Linked DNA regions of Homo sapiens: regions 2, 3 and 4 are each linked to region 1. Evidence: chromatin loops called from intact Hi-C (ENCODE). Cell type or tissue: heart left ventricle. All regions are shown on one strand. Region 1 overlaps SEZ6 (seizure related 6 homolog). Region 2 overlaps NUFIP2 (nuclear FMR1 interacting protein 2). Region 3 overlaps MYO18A (myosin XVIIIA). Region 4 overlaps MYO18A (myosin XVIIIA).

Evidence for each region. Peaks named below come from ENCODE experiments on the same cell type or tissue, not always from the same donor. Only the 100,000 strongest peaks of a DNase experiment are listed, where the experiment ranks them.
Region 2: it touches region 1 in a loop (2.8-fold over the local background); 6 of 110 quality-filtered maps call a loop at or near these places.
Region 3: a loop joins it to region 1, with 6 times the contacts of the local background. A loop is called at or near these places in 8 of 110 quality-filtered maps.
Region 4: it touches region 1 in a loop (6-fold over the local background); 110 of 110 quality-filtered maps call a loop at or near these places.

The regions. Positions count from the first base shown.
Region 1 is chr17:28,971,582-28,976,581 of GRCh38, forward strand. The region is part of intron 3 of SEZ6 (seizure related 6 homolog); the gene reads right to left. The region is part of intron 1 of LOC105371716 (a long non-coding RNA gene); the gene reads left to right. Among named protein-coding and RNA genes, the nearest start is that of PHF12, 23 kb to the left of the region's middle. RefSeq lists an enhancer at 367-1,244. In heart left ventricle, a CTCF peak has its summit at 1,908; DNase peaks (open chromatin) are centred at 991 and 1,950; H3K27ac peaks cover 554 bases.
Region 2 is chr17:29,280,684-29,285,683 of GRCh38, forward strand. All of the region lies in intron 2 of NUFIP2 (nuclear FMR1 interacting protein 2), which reads right to left. Among named protein-coding and RNA genes, the nearest start is that of NUFIP2, 11 kb to the right of the region's middle. In heart left ventricle, a CTCF peak has its summit at 3,061 (motif pointing right); no DNase peak of the experiment used is centred here.
Region 3 is chr17:29,069,053-29,074,052 of GRCh38, forward strand. It overlaps MYO18A (myosin XVIIIA), which reads right to left. Exons shown (of 42, transcript NM_078471.4): 42 at 2,070-5,000. Among named protein-coding and RNA genes, the nearest start is that of PIPOX, 28 kb to the left of the region's middle. In heart left ventricle, no CTCF peak of the experiment used is centred here; no DNase peak of the experiment used is centred here.
Region 4 is chr17:29,108,999-29,113,998 of GRCh38, forward strand. It overlaps MYO18A (myosin XVIIIA), which reads right to left. Exons shown (of 42, transcript NM_078471.4): 16 at 2,724-2,865; 17 at 2,426-2,585; 18 at 1,438-1,624; 19 at 860-1,103. Among named protein-coding and RNA genes, the nearest start is that of PIPOX, 68 kb to the left of the region's middle. RefSeq lists an enhancer at 1-163. In heart left ventricle, CTCF peaks have their summits at 3,014 (motif pointing left) and 3,216; DNase peaks (open chromatin) are centred at 3,033 and 3,885; H3K27ac peaks cover 659 bases.

The DNA.
Region 1 (5,000 bases):
AAACTCCATTTCAAAACAAAAAAAAAAAGGAAATACAGAATCTCAGACCCACTAAAGCATACTCTGCATTTTAACAAGATCCTCGGGCAACTCAAAAGCACTGATCTACATGGGCTCAAGGTTCCTACCATGTTGCTCTGAAGCAGGGTTTCAAGGGTTGACCACCTGGGATGGTTAAGTGGCATCAGTGAGTCACCAAATCCTTCCCAGTCTTATTTCCCAAATACTCCAATGGGTTCCTCCTCTCTATCCTTTTGTTACTGTCCTGGCCCTAATTACCTCCTGCCCATTACTTTTCACTTGAGAATGGCTTTCTGTCTGTCTAACACTTCCCATCCCCAACTCATCTCCTGCTGATTTCAGATTGCCTGGAGGACAAGCTCCAAACTGCCCAGCTCACATTTGGTGCCAGTATCTCTGCGGCCCTCATTAACGTGCACTGCAGCCGCAGACCACCCCTCACTTCTGCCCCCTGGGCATCCACATATGGGACTCTGCGGGGGCAATATCTTCCCTTCTTCCCCTCCTGGTGAAGCTGGTCATCTTTTCAGATCTTAGGGCCGCATCGTCTGCCTCCCAGGCTAGGCCAGCAGTCCTTCTGTTTCAGACTCTCCCCACTGGCCCCTGCCCATCTTGCTGTTAAAGCCCAGGGTGGCATGTTGGGTCACAGTGCCCTCTTCACTGGCCAGTCTCAACAAAGACGTGTGGAAAGAGTAAATGTGTGGGCTGCTGGAGAGACATTCCCCATCAGATACCTGTGAGCTGAGAAGCATAGAGGATGCTGAGCCCAGCCAGGTCCAAGGATATGGCTGCTGCGAGGCTCAGGGCCCCTCAGACTGGGTGCTGAGAAGAGATGTGCCCTGGGGACTCCAGAAGGGGCAGCTGGGCAGGGAGAGGTCCCTACCCCTGCCTGAGAGGAAAGACCTGGTGGGTCTTTGGGCTGAAGAGAAGGCTCAAGGCAGGGTGCTGGAGGCCGAGGCGTCTCCTCTCTGTGAGAAACTCTCCACCCAGGCACGTTTGGGCGGAGGCTGCCTGACCATCTGCTGGGGACATTCCTCAGGGAATTCCTGCAGCAGGCGGAGGCTGGATGAGGTCCCTTCAAACTTGGAGATTCTGTGATTCTAGAGTTGGGAAAACAAGACTCACACACGTGGAATCTGTAATTATCGAGAGATGCCAGGCAGCATATAATTCCGCCTTAAGTGGCACTGAATGCAGGCAGCAGGAATCCTCGGGGGGAGAGCGAAGGGCTCAGAGGCTCAGGGAAAGTGCCTGAAGCAGGTGGGTCTCAGAGTGCCTTGAAGAGAGGAGCACTGGGAGAAGGAGGAAGGGAGGACGCTCACTACAGGGAAATTACCACGAAAGCAAAGGCAGAGAAGTATTACTAGAAATTAATTTGTATTTTCTTCCTAGTTCCCCATATACCTCTGGCTTGACCTCTAGCTTCTTTTTCCTGATCTTGCTGCTTTGGGACCAGAGAGAAGCTGTAGCGACAGAGTAACAACAGTTGCCATCATAGAGTGTGTCAAGCCTTGTATTGTACTAAGTGCTTTTCATCCTCACCGTGAATCTATAAGATAGGTGGTAAAATACCCACCAGTAACAGAGGCTCAGAGAAGCTAAGGAACTTGCAAAAGGTCACATAGGGGTTAAGCAGTCTTGCTTTGCTGAGACAAGGCAGCTCCCTATCCTCCCAACTTCATGGGGGCATCTTCTGTAGAAATAACATCTAGACATCTTTATTCCCAAGCTCAGCACCCCCAGGTTTAGCAAGGAGGTGGGTCTTGGCTTGGCCTGGCTTTTTTAAGATGTTGGGATTTGAGTTCCCACCAGCCACCCTTGCTCCTAGCAGTCTGTAAAGCTGGGAAAACTGAGACTGAGACCTCTGGCCCCCTCTGGTCCAGGGGAGGCATGGCCCTTTCAAGCTGGCCTGGCTCCCGGCCCAGTCTAGTGGTGAGGGTTGGGATGAGAGTGTGGAATGAAGTGGCTCCTATCCAGAAGGCTCCCTGTTCTCAACCAGAGGCTGTCTGTGCAGCTCTGGTCCCCTGGGTTTCAAGCACCCTCTTGTGGGTCTGCTGCAGTGGCTGGAATGTAATTTGTCACTTGTTTGAGGGCCAGGCTGACAGAGGCCAGACAGGGCTGGGTGTCGGACAGGAGGGGTGATGAAGTCTTGATGCAATTTGCAGGCATCTGTAGAGCCTGGGAGACAGATTGAAATGTCAGCTCTGTTCTTGAGGGCTGTCTTCCATACCCATAGCCAGTGACAGGAGGGGACCTGGGGGCCAGGCAGGGGGAAGACAAAAGCAGAGGGAGCTGAGGACAATTCCTCCAGGACCCTGGGCTGTCTAACACTGCCCTGCTTCCAGCAGACCATGGAGTCAGCTCAAGGAGGAAATACAGCCACTTTGAGAGGCTGGCCCTTTCCAGGATGGGAGGTGGGAAGGATTCAGGTTGTCTTCTGCCAACCTCTAGCTCAACAGCCTCATCTGCCCTGTCTGTCCCCATAGAAGCTGTCAGTCAGGCCTCCAGCACGTGCCCTAATGGCGTAACCCACAGACGAGATGGCACTACAGTTTTTGTACTCATTTGCACCAGTACAACCCGGCATAGGCAGATGAGCTCAAAGATGACTCTTGTGTGCGATCCCCACCCCCAGATGCTGGCTACAGGTCTCCTAGGCTCTCTTGGTCACCATCACCTGTGTGTACTCGGACACAGGCCCACTTACACGCACACAGCCCCCTCAAACGTGTCATGGCACGTGCACTTCCACCCCCTGGCAGAAAATAACCCACCAATCCAAACTCTCACACTATGCCTAGGCGCCACCACCACCCTATTCGCATGCCCTCACACACCCGTGCTCCCTCACAGCAACCATAGGATAATCACAATTTTCCCACAAGAACCTTCGCAGTTTTCACATCCATTATCTCTTCAGCTCTCATAAAGTCTCAATAAGGGAGGCAGGGCAGGCTGTTTTCCTGCACTTTATAGATAAGGGAACCTTGTAATCAGGGAAGTTGAGAGATCCTCTTTGGTCACACAGTGAGTCCAAGACAAAGCCAGGACTCGAGGCCAGGACTCATGATTCCTGGTCCAGTGTCCTGTCTTGTGTGCCTGGCAACCCCAGGCCCTCCCCAGAACTGGGAGAATTCCAAGTGGATGTCCTCCAGAATCAGGCAGGGCTGACTGGGAAAGGGCATCTGGGGCAGATCCTGACAGGTACCGGTCTCCGCCTGGGTCTCCCACTTTGGATTTGCCTTGTGCCACAGACAGGCCTATCTCCTGGGCCAAGGGAAGAACAGGGGCTTTTGAGTCTTGGATTGAATCCCGGCTCAATCACTGACCAGTTGAGGGGCCTTAGGCAAGTCATATGACCTCTCTGAGCCCCAGTTTTGCCTGTGAAATGGGGATAGTTTACCTACTTCATGGGTTTGTAAGGATTTGGTTAGATCCTGCCAGTAAGGGTTTTAGCACAGAGGGGCACAGCGCTAGCAGTCATCTTTCCATTTAATGGGGAGATGTGGGCCACACCCTGGTAAAACCTTGGCATTTGCAGCAGAAATGATAGCCGGCTATGAACTTACTTTGCCCTCAGGTCTGCCAGGGCTCTGCCTGGGAGGCATTGTACCTTGGAGCCACCCTCTCCCTGGCCCAGACTCTGCAGCTGCCAGGAAGCAAGCAGCAGAGCCAAGAACCTGAGGTGCCCCTGCTCAGTCAGGCCTATAAGGGAGCTTGCTGACCCCAGAGAAGGAGCCACACTCAAAGGGACTGGCTAGGAGAAGCCTGGTGCATCATCTGGTTCAATCTCCCTTTATAGAGAGGTAAACTGAGGCACAGAGAAGGCCAGGGGTTTAGCTCAGTCACAGAGAGGTGGGCTGCAGAGCCAACACTGAAACCCCAGTCTTACAAGACAGACTCTGTGCCCTTCTGAATTGGCACTTATCCAGAAAACCTTATGGGGTAAGATCTGTTTTAGGGATGAGGACAGTGGCCAAAATCCATGGGGCTAGACCTGACTGCACCCTGTCATCCCTCTTGGATAAGCCTGCCTAGAGCCAGGAAATATAAAGTTGTCCAGAAATTCCACCCAACTGACCCCCTACCCCATGCCCACATCAGGCCTGGTCCTGACACGGCTTAGAAGGGCAGGGTATTCTGGCTATCAAACTGTCAGCTGGCCTGGCATGGGCGAGCTGTGTGCCAACAGAGCCACCTGGGGCACGAGGGCAGGGACTGTGGGCAGCTGTGCCCAGGCTCCAGATGGTACAGAGAGCAGCCAAGCCAAGATGGAGGCTGGCAGTGGGAAGGCTCTTGGAATGCCAAGTGCAGAGAGAGGCAGGCGCCAGGCCCGGAAAGGCCTGGAGCCCTCAGGGGGAGACTGACTGCCTGGGGAGGGGCTGGGACCCACATGGGCTGTGAGGCTCATGCCCATCCATCCTGAAGGGGCTTCTCTGGACCTCTCAAGAAAGAGCCTAGCCCAATGCCTGATCCCCAGATGAATCAGGCAAGCCTCCTTGGATCACAGAGGGCCTGACCTGGCCTCCTCCCTGTGGATGGCTCAGACCTTCAGCCTCAGAGGGCATCAATAACTGCAGCACCATCAAAGGAGGTGGGAGGCAGGAGATGAAGCAGGTTATGAGAGGCTGTGGTCCAAGCCATGGAGAATAGGGCTTTTAGGGATTCTGGTACCCCTGAGGCTGGTCCTCCAAAAAAAGGGAATTGAGAGGGTCTTGCTGAAGGCCCCGGACTTGAGGCAAGGGCTGTGGTCTCATGCTAGGGTCCCAGCATGGTGTCTGGCTGCTTTGCTCAGGGGTATGATTTGTGGGTCCCTAAGACAGTCCTCTCCTCCATGGCTCCTGTCACTCTTCTTGCCCAGACTTTGTCCCACCTATCTGCCCTGAGTGATCCCAGTGAATTCATAGAGGGGCAGGTGGGGAATTCTCCATGATGGAGGGAAGCCACAGGCAGTCCCTTCTCCCCAAGCCTGAGGAGCC
Region 2 (5,000 bases), 310 kb after region 1:
TCTTAAAAAAGAGCCATCACAGCCAGGTGTGGTGGCTCATGCCTGTAATCCCAGCACTTTCGGAGGCGGAGGTGGGCGGAGAACTTGAGGTCAAGAGTTCAAGACCAGTCTGGCCAACATGGCGAAACCCCGTCTCTACTAAAAATACAAAAAAATTAGCCGGGCACGGTGGTACATGCCTGTAATCCCAGTTACTCGGGAGGCTGAGGCAGAATCGCTTGAACCCAGGAGGCAGAGGTTGCAGCGAGCCAAGATCGCACCATTGTACTCCATCCTGGGTGACAGAGTGAGGCTCCGTCTCCAAAAAAAAGAAAGGAAAAGAAAAGTTAGGACAGGCATGGTGGCCCACACCTGTAATCCTAGCACTTTGGGAGGCTGAGGCAGGAGGATCCCTTGAGGCCAGGAGTTCAAGACCAGCCTGGGTAAAATACACAGACACCGTCACTATATGTATATATACATATATAAAAAATACAAGAATTAGCTGGGCAGCCGGGCACGGTGGCTCATGCCTGTAATCCCAGCTACTAGGGAGGCTGAGGCAGGAGAAATCACTTGAACCTGAGAGGCGGAGGTTGCAGTGAGCCGAGATCACGCCACTGCACGCCAGCCAGGGCGACAGTGTGAGACTCCATCTCAAAAAAATAAAAATAAAAAAATTAGCTGGGCATTGCGGTGCACACCTGTGGTCCCAGCTACTCAGGAGGCTGAGGCAGGAGGATCACTTGAGCCCAGGAGCTCAAGGCTACAGTGAGCTATGACCACACCACTGTACTCCAGCCTCAACAACACAGCAACACCCTGTCTCAAAAAAAAAGAGAAAAGTTAATGGCATAACATATTATATAAAAAGCTAAAAGAGGCCAGGCATGGTGGCATACACCTGTAGTACTAGCTACTCAGGAGGCTGAGGAAGGAGGAGAGCTTCAGCCCAGTTCCAGGCTGCAATGAGCTACGATAGTGCCACTGCACTCCAGCCTGGGTGACAATGAGATCCTGTCTCTTTAAAAAAAAAAAAAAAAAAAACAGCTAAAAGGAAAATCCCACACAAGGAATTAGAATCCACACAAATCCCGCCACCCCCCACCCTTTTTTTTTTTAGAAGGAGCCTTGCTCTGTCGTCCAGGCTGGAGTGCAGTGGCACGATCTCAGCTCACTGCAACTTCCACCTCCCGGGTTCACGCCATTCTCCTGCCTCAGCCTCCCAAGTAGCTGGGACTACAGGTGCCTGCTACCACGCCCGGCTAATTTTTTGTATTTTTAGTAGAGATGGGGTTTCACTGTTAGCCAGGATGGCCTCGATCTCCTGACCTCGTGATCCACCCTCCTTGGCCTCCCAAAGTGCTGGGATTACAGGCGTGAGCCACCGCACCCAGCACAAATCCCCTTTTTATGCTCTATTGTATCTTTACTTCATACCCTCAATTGTACTTAACACTCAAATTTTTAAAAATCCATAGTACGCTTAAGGTTCCAAGTAATTGCTTAATCTAAAAACTTCCTGTATTAAAAAAAGCCCTTGCCAGAAGCTGCCGCCATGCACTTGGACTTCCCAGCCGCCAAAACCTTGAGTCAAATAAACACCTTTCTTTGTTGGGTGCAGTGGCTCACACCCGTAATCCCAGCACTTTGGGAGGCCAAGGCAGGTGGCTCATGAGGTCAGGAGACCAGCCTGACCAACACGGTAAAACCCTGTCTCTACTAAAAATACAAAATTAGCCAGGCATGGTGGCGTGCACCTGTAATCCCAGCTACTCAGGAGGCTGAGGCAGGAGAATCGCTTGAACCCAGGGGGCGGAGGTTGCAGTGAGCCAAGACTGTGACACTGCACTCCAGCCTGGGCAACAGAGCAAGACCCCATCTCAAAAAAAAAAAAAACCACCAAAAAACAAAATAAAAACACCTTTCTTTATATAAGTTAAATAAATAGTGCACCATTCTTAAAGAAGTGACATAACGCACTCTCTTACCCACTATTTCCAAATTAAGTTGCTGAAGGGCTTATTTTTGAAGTCAGGAGAAATGCAGAGAACTTCCAATTCTAAGCCCAACTTCAACTACTCACTTAGAGATTACTACTGAACATCTGAAAACTACACTAAAGCACAAAGAAAATAATACAGATGTTCTTAAAGGATATTCCAGTAGCCCAACTGATTATTACTTCTTTTAGAGTTAACTTTAAAAAAAAAAGGCTTCACTTATAAAAGATCTCCAAATATAATTCAAGTAAAGAAAAATGAGTGGCCAATGGACTGCTAATGGACCAATCAACATTTGGCAGGAATTCAAAGAACTTGCTACTCTGGAACCCAATTGAACTGAGTATTATTTATTGTTCTAGAGGGGTAAAAATTTTGATGCCAATCTGATTAATTTCCAATCATGTCCAAATACAGAACTCAAGATGACACTTTACCTACAGCAAATTTTTTCATTAATACCAGCAAAACTAAATATAACTGCACCCATATAGGGGTATTCAGCTTATATAAATACCACTGATTTCATATTCAGCTAGCCCATGGATAGGGAAAATGCATAAAGAGTAAATTCAGGTTAACATTCCAATTTAAAAATGGCCTGCAATTCCACCTAATAGAAATTGTACATAAGAACTATTAACCAGTTACCTAATGGAACATATCCTACACATTTTGTTGTTTTGTTTTGAGACACGGTCTCACTCTGTTGCCCAGGCCTGAGTGCAGTGGTGCAAACATAGCTCACTGCAGACCTGGATCTCCCAGGGACAAGTGATCCTCCCTCCTAAGCCTCCCAAGTAGCTGGGACTACACATTGTTGCCCAGGCTGGTCTCAAATTCCTGAGCTCAAGTGATCCTCCCACTTCGGCCTCCCAAAGTGCTGGGATTACAGTCATGACCCACCACACTGGGCCTCCCAGAATATTTTGGAGGTGGTAAGAGAACACAACACAACCAGATACCCTCTCAGGCTCACACAATGATCGCCAGTGCAAAATACTTCGGTAAACATTTTCCAGTAATAGTCTCTAGAGGGCAGACGGCACAGAAAACAATACCAAAAAACCCAACTCTCCTGGCAGAGGTTAACTAATGTATAACACATGTCTTAAAAAACGAAGCATTTATCTTTTTGCCCTAACATTGCTAAAAACAACCAACTCCTGTATTTACCTTCAAAGAGCAGAGCTGGAGAATAAGTGAAATCAGGTAAATGTTATCTGTGAGGATTCCTAAACTTCCATTAAGCAATTCTACTACTTCCATTTTTAAGGAAGTAAAATGATATTAAAAGGACATCTATTTATTATACTCAATGTCTTCCAGCTTGCAGATAAGGAAACGTATGCAGACTAGGAAATTTGCTTAGAAGTCACAAATCACTTTGTTATTCATCCCTGAGGCAGTATTTCTTCCAGAGAGAATATGGTAATTACCCAATTCCCACAATCTGGTATGGTCCCCTTTCCCTGCAATTGTAAGTCACTGCCTAAATGAGCCACTGTTAAAATGGGAATGTGCACTATGTATTAAGTGTGTACATGCATGCATGGAGCATACATTTCTGTTAGAGAAAGGAGGAAGAGGTAGGAAAGATGGGAAGACTGAAACCCACTGTTCTCAAAAGCAAAAGGATATAAACATCATCGTTAAACCTCATTATTTGCTCTAAGGATTTAGATTACAGTTATGCCATACAGCGAATTTTTCTTTAAGACACAAACAAACCACATTCTAAGAAAGTGATTAACATGAGGCCTGGCACGGTGGCTCACACCTGTAATCCCAGCACTTTGGGAGACCCAGGTGGGTGGATCACCTGAGGTCAGGAGTTTGAGACCAGCCTGGCCAACACGGTGAAACCTCATCTCTACTAAAAATATAAAAATTAGCCAGGCGTGGTGGTGGGCACCTGTAATCCCAGCTACGTGGGAGGCTGAGGCAGGAGAATCACTTGAACCCGGGAGGCGGAGGTTGCAGTGAGTCAAGATTGCGCCACTGCACTCCAGCCTGGGTGACAAGAGTAAGACTCCATCTCAAAAAAAAAAAAAAAAAAAAAGAAAAAAAAGAAAAGAAAGTTATTAGCGTGAAACTTGAAAGATACCTGGTTCCCTTTAAACTTGGGCTTTAGGGCTATGAAAAGGAGAATCCCAAGAGCCTGGTCTCAACTATGCTAATCATACTTGACACTGTGATTTGTCTAACTTATTTTCCAGTTACAAACTGGCATCCATTACTCCAAGACTTATCAGTCTCCTCTTCAAAAACAGTGCTTCTACTCATTTTAATCAAATTAGAACTATTAAATGAGCTCACTATTAAAGACGCATATGATATAAAAAGCAAAGGAGAGGCTGGGCACGGTGGCTCACACCTGTAATCACAGCACTTTGGGAAGCAGAGGCGGGCGGATCACGAGGTCAGAAGTTTGAGATCAGCCTGGCCAACACGGGGAAACCCGTGTCTACTGAAAATACAAAAATTAGCTGGGCGTGGTGGCGCATGGCTGTAATCCCAGCTACTCGGGAGGCTGAGGCAGGAGAATCACCTGAACCCAAGAGGCGGAGGTTGCAGTGAGCCAAGATCACACCACTGCACTCCAGCCTGGGTGAGAGAGTGAGACTCTGTCTCAAAAACAAATAAGCAAATGGGTGTGGTGGCTCACACCTGTAATCCCAGCACTTTGGGAGGCCGTGGGTGGATCACAAGGTCAAGAGGTCAAGACCATCCTGGCCAACATGGTGAAACCCCGTCTCTACTAAAAATACAAAAATTAGCCGGGCATGGTGGTGCGTGCCTGTAATCTCAGCTACTCAGGAGGCTGAGGCAGGAGAATCACTTGAACCTGGGAGGTGGAGGTTGCAGTGGGCCGGGATTACGCCACTGCACTCCAGCCTGGCAAGAGAGTGAGACTCCATCTCAAAGAAAAAAAACACAAAACAAAACAAAAAAGCAAAGACAAAAAAGCCACGGAAGGAGAACATATGTTCAATAAAATTTTTTTTCAAGCACTCA
Region 3 (5,000 bases), 97 kb after region 1:
TGGCCAGCTGCTGGAAGCAAGTTGAGGACTCTGCTTAGAAAGATGACATCACCCCTCAGCCTCAGTTTTCTTTCCAGGATGACGTCTTCACAGAGTTGTGATGGAGGTGAAATGAGATTTTGTAGGGCAAAGTGCTTAAGCGCTGGGGTCATCATAGTAAGTGCTCAACAAATGGGAACTGTTGTTGGTCCTTTTTTTTTTTTTTTGAGATGAAGTCTCTCTCTTGTCCCCTAGGCCAGAGTGCAATGACACGATCTTGGCTCACTGCAACCTCTGCCTCCCGGGTTCAAGCGATTCTCCTGCCTCAGCCCCCCAAGTAGCTGGGATTACAGGTGCCTGCCACCACGCACGGCTAATTTTTGTATTGTTTTTAGTTGAGATGGGGTTTCACCATGTTGGCCAGGCTGGTCTTGAACTCCTGACCTCAGGTGATCCACCCTCCTCGGCCTCCCAAAAGTACTGGGATTACAGGCGTAAGCCACCGCACCCGGCCAATTATTGCTCTTATTACCCTCCTCTCACTACTGACAGGGTAGGAAGGGGCCTGTCAGTCCCAGTCACTGACTCTGGGCCTCAGCTCAGGCCAGAGTTCCAAGGGCCCTTAAAAGGGCGGGAAACATTATTTCCGGGTTGCTCGGAGAGTAGACCTGTCCTAATGCCGCTGTAATCATTAAAAGGGCAACACAGATGGGCTGCCCATCGGCGGCTTGAAAACCCATTTCTTTTAAGGGGAGTGGCTTCTGGGAAGTGCGTAAAGAACCTCCAGGCAGGGGCGGGACCAGAGGGCCACGTGCGCCAATGAAAAGTGGATATGCAAATATATATATGAATATGCTAACGAGCTCTCGGTTTCCCAGTGAATGGTAGGGCACAAGCCTGGACTGGCAGAGCGGGCTAGGGAAGAAGAGGAAATGAGAGGACCTCGAGGTTCAACCGAGTGTCTGAATGGAAACTAACTCCCGACAGACCATGCACAACGTTTCTTCCACAGCACCCGGATCTCGAAGCCCCACTGGGCATCAACTGTCAGTCCCTCACTAGGGGGGATGAAGGGGGAGGGCGTGGGAGATTCTTTTGGCTGTGGTAAGGAGCTCTGAATTTAGAAGCCAGAAGGTTCTTGCCAGCAATACTACCTTGTTTCACAGATGGGGAAACTGAGGCCTGACAGGTTAAGCCCCTTCTCCAAGGTCGCAGTGCTAGACGCAGAAGAACTCAGTTTGGCAGGTTTTGTCTATTTTTGCTTTGTTTTCATTACTGCACGGGGGCACCACTCTGGAGGTGAAAAGGCAGCAGCCTGAAAGGCGGCAGAGCTTGGTACATTACCGAACGTGTCGGACTGCCCACCAGGCTGGAGGTTTTAGAAAATATGTCCTAGGAGAAGATGGAAGGAGTCAGGGTGGCCGCCAGTAGAAGCAGGCAAGGACAAATTATCATAGACTTGTCTGGAATGTGTTGCTATATAAAAGGTGACGAAGTGTTCCAGCTTCCCAGAGAACCGGTGCAGTGGAAATGAACGGGGAACAGAAGGGATTAGGGTTAGATTTAAGGCAGTACTTTCTCCCAGGGATGATAATGGGGCCCTTCATTCAGTGACCAAGGCAGGCTAGGGACTCATCCCCCTCCCACTTCCGAGGCCTTTGGGAATCCATTTCCCTCCAGTCCCACACGGCCAGCTTGGAGGTCAGGAATGAATTAGAAGACTTTGAAAAGTCCCCACTATTCAGGTAGGCGATCCTTTCCCTGGATGGGCCTCCTGGGCTCTTTGCTGAGGGTAAGGACAGCAGCCGCTCTGGCTCCAGGGCCCTGGGGAAGAAACAGCAGTCATGGCATCTCTTGCAACACGCTCCCTGCCAAATTGATTCAAATTGGCTTGGATATGAACATATGATTAAAGGAGCGGCGCGATTCATTTATCAGGAGAGATTAAAGAGCGGCATCTGCGCAGCCTAGCTGGGGGACAATTAAGGAGCAAATCGCTAAGTGTCTTTGCCACCAGGCAAGTGGGTGGAGGATGGGGCAAGGACAACTGGGATAATCTGCCAAGGAGACACAAAGACAAAAGAAGACCATTTAGGGGTCACTGCCTGCCACTTTATTTTCTGGGCACAGACTGGGCACCATGGGGAGTCCCACAGGGGCACTGGTTCCCGCCCATGCTTATTCAGGAGTCAGAGCAATCCCGGGGATCTGCAGTTATAGAGGAGGATCTAGCAGGCTGGCTTTGAGCCTGGCAAAGGGCCAGATTTGCCTTCTGCAACATCTTAGGGACCAGAGGTACCATGAGTGTACAGGTAAGGTCAACAGCAGAGCCTTCAAGGTACACCCAAAATAAAGATGGGCTTTGGTGGCCCTAAAGGCTCCTGGACTCCTCTGGGGCCAAGGGAATTGTCTCCTTCTCAACTGAAACTTGGAGAAGCACTGGTCATGTGACAATGCACAGCCAGCCTGTGGCATGTTCTACCAGCACCTCTCTTTCCCTGCCCCAGGACCTTTACTTAAACTCTTCTTCTTCTCAATATGCCTTTCCCAGCAACTGTACCTGTGGAAGTGCTATTTTCAAGCCCTGGTCAAAATAGCAGCTCCTTTTAGAGGCTTTCCCAATCCTCCCCGCCAAAGAGAGCATCTCCCTCCATAGTATGTCCAAAGCAACCTCTTCATCCTTGTTAGGTCTTATGTAATTATTTCCACATGGGTCTGCTCCAGCCCTCGTCCGCAAAACCCTGGAGGATGGATACTATGATGTGTTCCTCTCTACCCACTCTAAGCTTATGCATACTAGCAGGTGCAGCATGTATTTTGTGTCTACCTTCCTCCACTTTATGAAGGAAGGGACCTTATCCATCACCAGCACCCAGAATGGGGCCTAGGCACAGCAGGCAGTCATGAAATATTTCTCAACTGTTAAGCAAATGAATATGTTTTCTGACTTGAACAAAGCTTTTTACCCCAGGCCGGGTTATTGGAGGTTGATGTTGGAGTTTCCAGTTAACCAGAGGCTTGACTCAGTATGAGTGAACAGATTTGGGAATTCATCTAAAGGTGGCAGGGAGTTTGTCACACTAGTCCCTAGTAGAAACAGAAAATGTACCACGCTATGTGAAAACAGGAATAAAAGATGAGAGTGACAGAACTGAACATAAGCTAGCAGCCTTTTTTTTTTTTTTTTTTTTTTTGTAAAAAAAAGTAACTTAGGCCAGGCACAGTGGCTCATGCCTATAATCCTAGCACTTTGGGAGGCGAGGCAGGCAGATCACTTGAGGTCAGAAGTTCGAGACCAGCCTGCTCAACATGGCGAAACCCCGTCTCTATTAAAAATACAAAAATTAGCCAGGCGTGGTGGTACACGTCTGTTAAGTCCCAGCTACTCGGAGGGTTTAGGCAGGAGAATCGCTTGAACCTCGGGAGGTAGAGGTTGCAGTGAGTTGAGATCATGCCACTGCATTCCAGCTTGGGCGACATAGCAAGACTCTGTCTCCAAAAGACAAGTAACTTCCCTTTTACTATTGTTTCTATCCTCTTCTCTGTTCTATCGTGGGGCAATGGAGGGGGCAGTCTCTGTTCGAGACAGATCCACTTCACACTCTGTCCCATTCATTTTGGGGGAGACTTTTCTCCCTTCTTCCCTTTTGGACTCTTTCTGGATGGCTGACATTATCAGAGCCTCGGCACTTGGGCTGTTTGCTATTTTTTCCCACCCATCTGTCCAAACTACTTTATTCATTCAGGGATTATAACTGGCCACACTACAGAATGAGAAGGTAGAAGGTAGAAGAGGAGGAGGGGTGTCATTTGTTTCTTGCCTTTCTGCATGAGCTGCCTCTTAGCTGTCAATGAAGGAACAAAGCATGGAGTAGGGCATGAAGACAGGGACCGAGCAGGGCAGAGACAGCACTCCCAACCTATTCACATTGCCCTGTGGGCCCGAGCTAGTTCTGCCAAGTTTTGATCAAAAAGTCACCTTTGAAATGGCTAAAATTAAGCTTTTAAAAAATGTTCTAATGAGAAGGGCTTGAATCCAAAAAGAAAGAGAATGAAAGAAAGAAAGAGAGAGAGAGAGGGAGAGAGGGAGGGACGGAAGGAGGAAGAGAAGAGAAGAGAAGAGAATCTCTGTAATTGGTGAGATTTAACAATCAGAGGGACCTCAACATTCCCTTGTGGAGGCTAGGGAGGATGAGGCTTGGAGTCTCTGCCACCCTTGCTAACCTGAATCACAGTCCCTAGGCTCTTCACATAAAAGGTGGGGCTTGTGTCTTCCTTGGCCAATCCCCTCATTCCACTACCTCTGCCTGCCCCAAAATGAGCTGCCTAGGCTCTTTAAGTGGCACTGGTCTGACACTTTGGGGAGCAGGCCAGAGACCAGGGTGATGCCCTCACGGTCCCCATCAGAATCCTGCCTCTGCCCACCACCCCCAGGACCAATCCAGACTTTGCCTGAGCCTGAAGGAACAGGCAGGAAAACTGGCGCAGCCAGGAGGAAAAGGGCCTTTATTTCCATACATCGGGTAAACAGGGGAGAGCACAGCCCAGTGAGTACAAACCAATTGCAGGAGAGAAGGGGGGCGGCAGATGGGAGCAGCACCAGGCACTGCACTTGGGCTCCCAAGTCTGGTGGAGTTCTCAGGGATAACCTTTTTAGGGTGGGGGCTGGGACCTCCAGACCACATGGTGTTGTGTCTGGGATAAGTGTGTGGGGGCAGGGAGGTTGGAAGAATGACACGGGCTCAGGACACAGAGTGAGGACTCATGTCTAATGAGCACCGGCCAAAACTTCCATCTTCAGTTTTTCTGATCACAAGTCCTCAACCCCAAGCCTTCCCTCTCAAGTTGAGTTTATGGTCCAGACCACCTGGACAGAGCAGGAGGGAGGCAGTGCTTGGATCAGCCCTGAACTGCTGTAGTTGGAATGGGTTTACCTTAAATAGGTCATTGCACATAACACGCTGAGACAAAGAGGGTGGGGTGGGGGCTGGAGGTGCGGATGGTCCACACACACACTTGTC
Region 4 (5,000 bases), 140 kb after region 1:
GGAGCCTGTTTCCTGGCTTGGGCTGCTAAGGAAGTTTTAGTGCCCATGGGAATGCCTGAAGGGGACCTGGCTGTGGGTGGGTGGGACCCTACCTGCTCTTCTAGTGAAGGAGAAAAACAGCAGAAACCCAGCAACTCATAACTTCTCAGGCAAAAAACAAAAAAAAAACAAAAAAAACCCACCCTACTTGAGAGACATGAGACATGACTCTACAGCCAGCCTGCCTGGTCAAATCCCACTCTGCCACTCAGGAGCTGTGTGACCTTGGGCAAGCTACTTAACCTCTCTGAGCCTCAGTCTCCTCATCTGGAATGATACCAGTGTGCTATCCCGGCCCCCAGCCACCGATAACAGCTTCTAAGGACTCTAAGTAACCACTAATACTATCATCCTGTCTGTCGCCTCCTTTAGATGGGTCCATAAAAAAGGGTCTGTCTGACCTTTCTTGGGAATTTTAAGTACTTCAGAAAGATTTAGCACCTCATTTCTCACTGGGCAGATGGCTCCGAAAGGGCACTGGGTTTGCTGCTGTGGGCAAAGCTGAACTGTCCAAACTAGGGACGTGGGAAGAAAGGGAGCTGTGGACAAATGACAAGGTGCAGGGTGGAGCTAGGAAGGGAGGGGGACAAAGAGAACTGAATATGGAAGGGAGAGGAGGAGGCGGGGACTCTGCAGGATGGAAGGAAATGGACAAAGGGGCTGTGGGCTGGGAGAGATGAGGAGAGACCAGAGCAGAAAGGATCGTGAGGAAAGACAGGAGCAGCCCCACTGCAGCCCACGGGTCGCAGGTGGGAGGTGGGGCCGGGCAGGGCCAGCTCTGGAAAAGAGAGCCCAGAGTGGAGAGGAAAGGAGGCCCCACCTTGGCGGTACATGCGCATGGCATCGAGCAGGCGGGAGCCGCGGAGCTGGGTGCGGAGCAGGGGCACGTCGAGCTGCAGGAGCCCAGCCTCGCAGTGGTCTCCCGAGGGCAGGTCCAGCTCACTGCTGCTGCTGACTCGGCGGGAGGAGGCGGAACGGGGCTCCCCAGCCCAGCCCTCAGCTACAGGCAGGAAGCAGTGCACAAAATGCAGCTTTGACTTCTTGATGGTGTCGATGAGGGCGTCCTGCCGAGGGGAAGAGACTGCCCTCAGTGGGCTCTGATGGCCTGTGCTCAGAAGAGCAGGGACTGGTGCCAGCGTCTCCACTGCTCACAGGGTAGCAGCGGCCCCAGCACCAGCCAGGACATGCTAAACCTGGACAACTCTGCCCTCGCCGGGCCTCGGTGGCCACTCACAGGTGGCAGCACTGAAAAGAAGACCCCCACCTGCAGCCATTGAGTCACAGTGGGACGCTGAGTGGGCACCAGATGGCCTCAGTGTGCTCGGAGTCCCCAGGCCTGCCTACCAGGGGTAAGGAAGGGTCCCCAGGCCTGCCTGCTGGGACCCGGCTGGCACTCACCACCTGTAGCTTCATCTGGATGCACAGTGACTTCTTTTTGACAGCCGCCATGCCTGTGGTAAAGGTTTTCCGCATGCTGGTGGCCCGGCGCAGTGCCAGCTGCGAGCCGCCCTCCAGGCCCGCGATGGAGCCAGAGAGCACCGTGGCACTGCCTGCGCGGCCCAGAAACAGGTTGCTGATGATTTTTCTGCCAGAGGTGGGAGGATAAGGGAGGAAAAGCAGTCACATCGATGGAGCGGGAAAGGCCGCTCCTCCCCCAAGGCCCCAGAACACTAAACAGTCCCATTCAGCCACGTCCAGGGGCCTGGCTACCTGAACTGCATGCCCCACACCCTACAGAGAAACAAACTGTGGAGAAATTTTCAAACAGTAAGGAGAGAAAGCCAGAGGTGGGCAGAAGCCAAGGGGTGGACAGGAATCGGACAGAGGGGATCAATCTACTCATCTACTTCCCCTCACCAGGGAGGGCAAAGGTGTGGAAGAGTTTCCAATGTGACAGGAGGGGTTAGGGTTCAACATCTTCTAACATACGATATAATTTATTTATTATGTTTATTGTTCATTATCTGTCTCTCCCATTAGAATGTAAATTCCACAAGGGCAGGGAGTTCAGTTTTGTTTACTATTATCTGCCAAGCACCTAGAAGCCCCTGTCGCAGGGTAGGTGCCCACTAACCATCTTCTGAAGAGTAGAACGGATGACAGGGCCCGTGGGGCTGGGGGTTCTAAGGCCGCTCCTGCCTTCTTTGACTTGAGGGTGTTCTTCACATTTAAACCATAGGCTCTCCCACCATGTCTGCCTCCCACCTCTACTTCAAGAGGCCCCTCAAGCTCCTCAAGGCCAAGTGCCCTGGGCTGTTGCCTCTCAGGAATAAAGGCCATCTACTTTGCTAGTGAGGGGGCCTCTGAGACAACCCCAGGGGGAGGGAGCCCCAAAATCAAAACAGTCCTGGGTACAGAACAGGGGCGGAGGGAGTGGTGGTCTTACTTCTGGGAGTCCTGCAGGAGCCGGGGGGCATTCTGGGTGGCTGGGTTCTGCTTGGTGTAGTTCAGCCAGCCAGTCACATTGTACTCTACCCAGTTGGTGCCATGGCTGTGGCCCAGGAGAAAGTGGTGTGGTTTGCTGCTGTGCAGAAGGGGGCTTTGGCCTGATGGTGGGAGAAGCAAGATTTAGGTCGTCAGGGTACAGGCACAAAGTGACCCCCGCCCCCTCCCAGGGAGTGCCACCTGGACCCACCTGTATGTAAGAGGAAGCAGAGGAGCTACCCTCTAGGGATGCCACCTACCTTTTTTGTCACCTTCCTGGGGGCCATAATAGGAGAAAAGGCGCTCCAGGAGGGTGTCCTCACTGGCCCCTGGCACCAGAGCCTCCTCTTCCAATAGCCAGAGCAGGCCCCTCGCCTCGTCTGTGCGGGCCAGCGAGCGGACCTACAGAGAAGGAAGGAAATCCCTCCTTGTCATATGGAGCTGTGGGAAAGGGGCCAGGGTGGTGCCGGGCCCAAACACACCCTACAGAATGCTACACATGTGCACACATGCACACACGCACATGCCGCAGCTCCTGCCGCTCACTGCTGACACCTTGTGGAGGAAGCGGGCAGCCCGGGGAAAGGGGAGCCAAGAAAGTGAGCAGAGGGAAGCCCACAGCAAAAGAGGGTGCTTAGCACTCCAGTCCAAAGTCACCAAAGACTGCAGCCTTCCTGCTGGCCCGAGCCCGCGCCCCGAGGCCCTCCTCCACCCTCGTCCCCTCGGAGGTCACCAGGGACTTGGATGAACCCCACATTGCTCTCACTCCCTGGCAGTGGCATAAAGTCTGGAAGGCCCTGAGCACAAGAGTTGGCCCTAAGGAAGCTGTCAGTAAGTGACAGCTGTGAGGTTAATCCTGGTCTCTGAAAGGAGAGAACCCAGAGGGGGCTCAGATGGCTGCCAGTGGGATCACTGCAGGGTCACTCAAGGGCCAAAAGCATAAGACAGGTGACTTAACGGACGTGGCAGCCAAAACGGGTAGAGGCTGGGGCAAGCTAGAGAGCAGGTATCCCTATCCAAAGGGAAAAACCACCACTGAGCTGCAGCTAGCTGCTCTCCTGGAAGAACACTGGCCTAGCATTGATAAACCCTCTGGTTCTTCAAGAGAAGGTAGAAATATCTAATTCTAATTTCCAATATCCCATGAAGGCCAAACAAACTAGGCCTGTGGCCACATCTGGCCTGAAGGTGCCTTTTCTGTGGAGTTCCTGCATCTTTCTTGGGCAGGAAGGATGGAACCTTCCCCACACCCTATTCTGGCCTGGCCTTCAGGGGCTGGAGGAAAAAAGAAGTGAGAAAAGGGCCATTTTTCCTCTCTTTGACCCCAGCTGCCTGCATCTCCTCCCCGCAGATGCCCAAGGGAGTTGGCGTGATTACCAGAAGGAAGCAGAATGTGGCCAAAGGCCAAGGCAACTCTAGTGGCAGGAACCGAGTAGCAGGAACGAGCAATGAAGCAATGAGATGGGAAGACAGGCTTGGCACCGAGGGCCCCTTCCCCAGGGGTGCAGCCGCCCCATGCCAAGGTCCATTAGTCAGGAGAGACCACAGAAGAGAAAGGAGAGCCAAGCTCTTCCCACATGCTGTCTGACTCCTGCTGCTCATGCTGACATCCCCCCTCTCCCGGGAACCACAACGGTTCTGAGTGAGGCCACCATAGGAGCCCAGGTGTCAGGAAAAGAAAATTCACTTCCCTGGGGAGATGCGGTGCTTGGGCACTTTAAACATCTGTCCCCGGGGGGATACTCACTCTTTCGCAGCCCCACCACTTGTGCAAGCCAAGCAGGGCCTCATGGCAGAGAAGAGGGAGGGAGAGGTAGGGATCAAAGCAGAGCAGGGAGGTCGGCAGCCTCGCAAAAATGCCAGTTCTCCAATAAAGCACCTTATGCAATTTCCCTAATGGCGGACAATCGCCAAATGCCAAGAGTTTGCTAGGCCAGCCAGTCCCCCACCGAGTGCCAAGGTGCCCAGGACACTAGCACAAAGGGTGACAAAGCCTGCCCCCAAAGTTGAGGGGTGAGGGTTCATATCCATGACAGTCCCCCAGAGGGCGTCTGACAGCTTAGCACTGTTTCCCCTGGGAGCGGGAGGCTGGCTCCTGGCCCTGTTCTGTTAGGTTGCACCAGTCCTCTACTTGGGGACAATGGGAGGGAATGACTATGTCCTTGGGGTCTAGGCCCTCACCAGCTGGGACTGGTCACCAGGGCTCCTAGCAGACATACTGGAGGCTCAGCCAGTCACCAGCTGGGGCCCGAGCCTCAGCTGCTGAGAAAGGAGATATGCTTTCCTGCCTGACTGGGACCCCCATGGGCTGTGGCTCCCCAGGGCACCAGGGCAGAAGAAAGTGCCACCTTCCTGGCCAAGACTGCCTGAGTGCTGAGGGGCAGAGCCCCAGCACCAGAGAGTAGTTGGTGTCTGGGCATAGCTGCTGGACCCTCCCTCAGCCCACAGTGGCACCCCCAGCAGCAGCTCAGATGGGGAGGGCTCCACCACGGGGAGAGGGGTGGGGAACGAGAGGAAAGGCTTGCCCAAACCCTCTC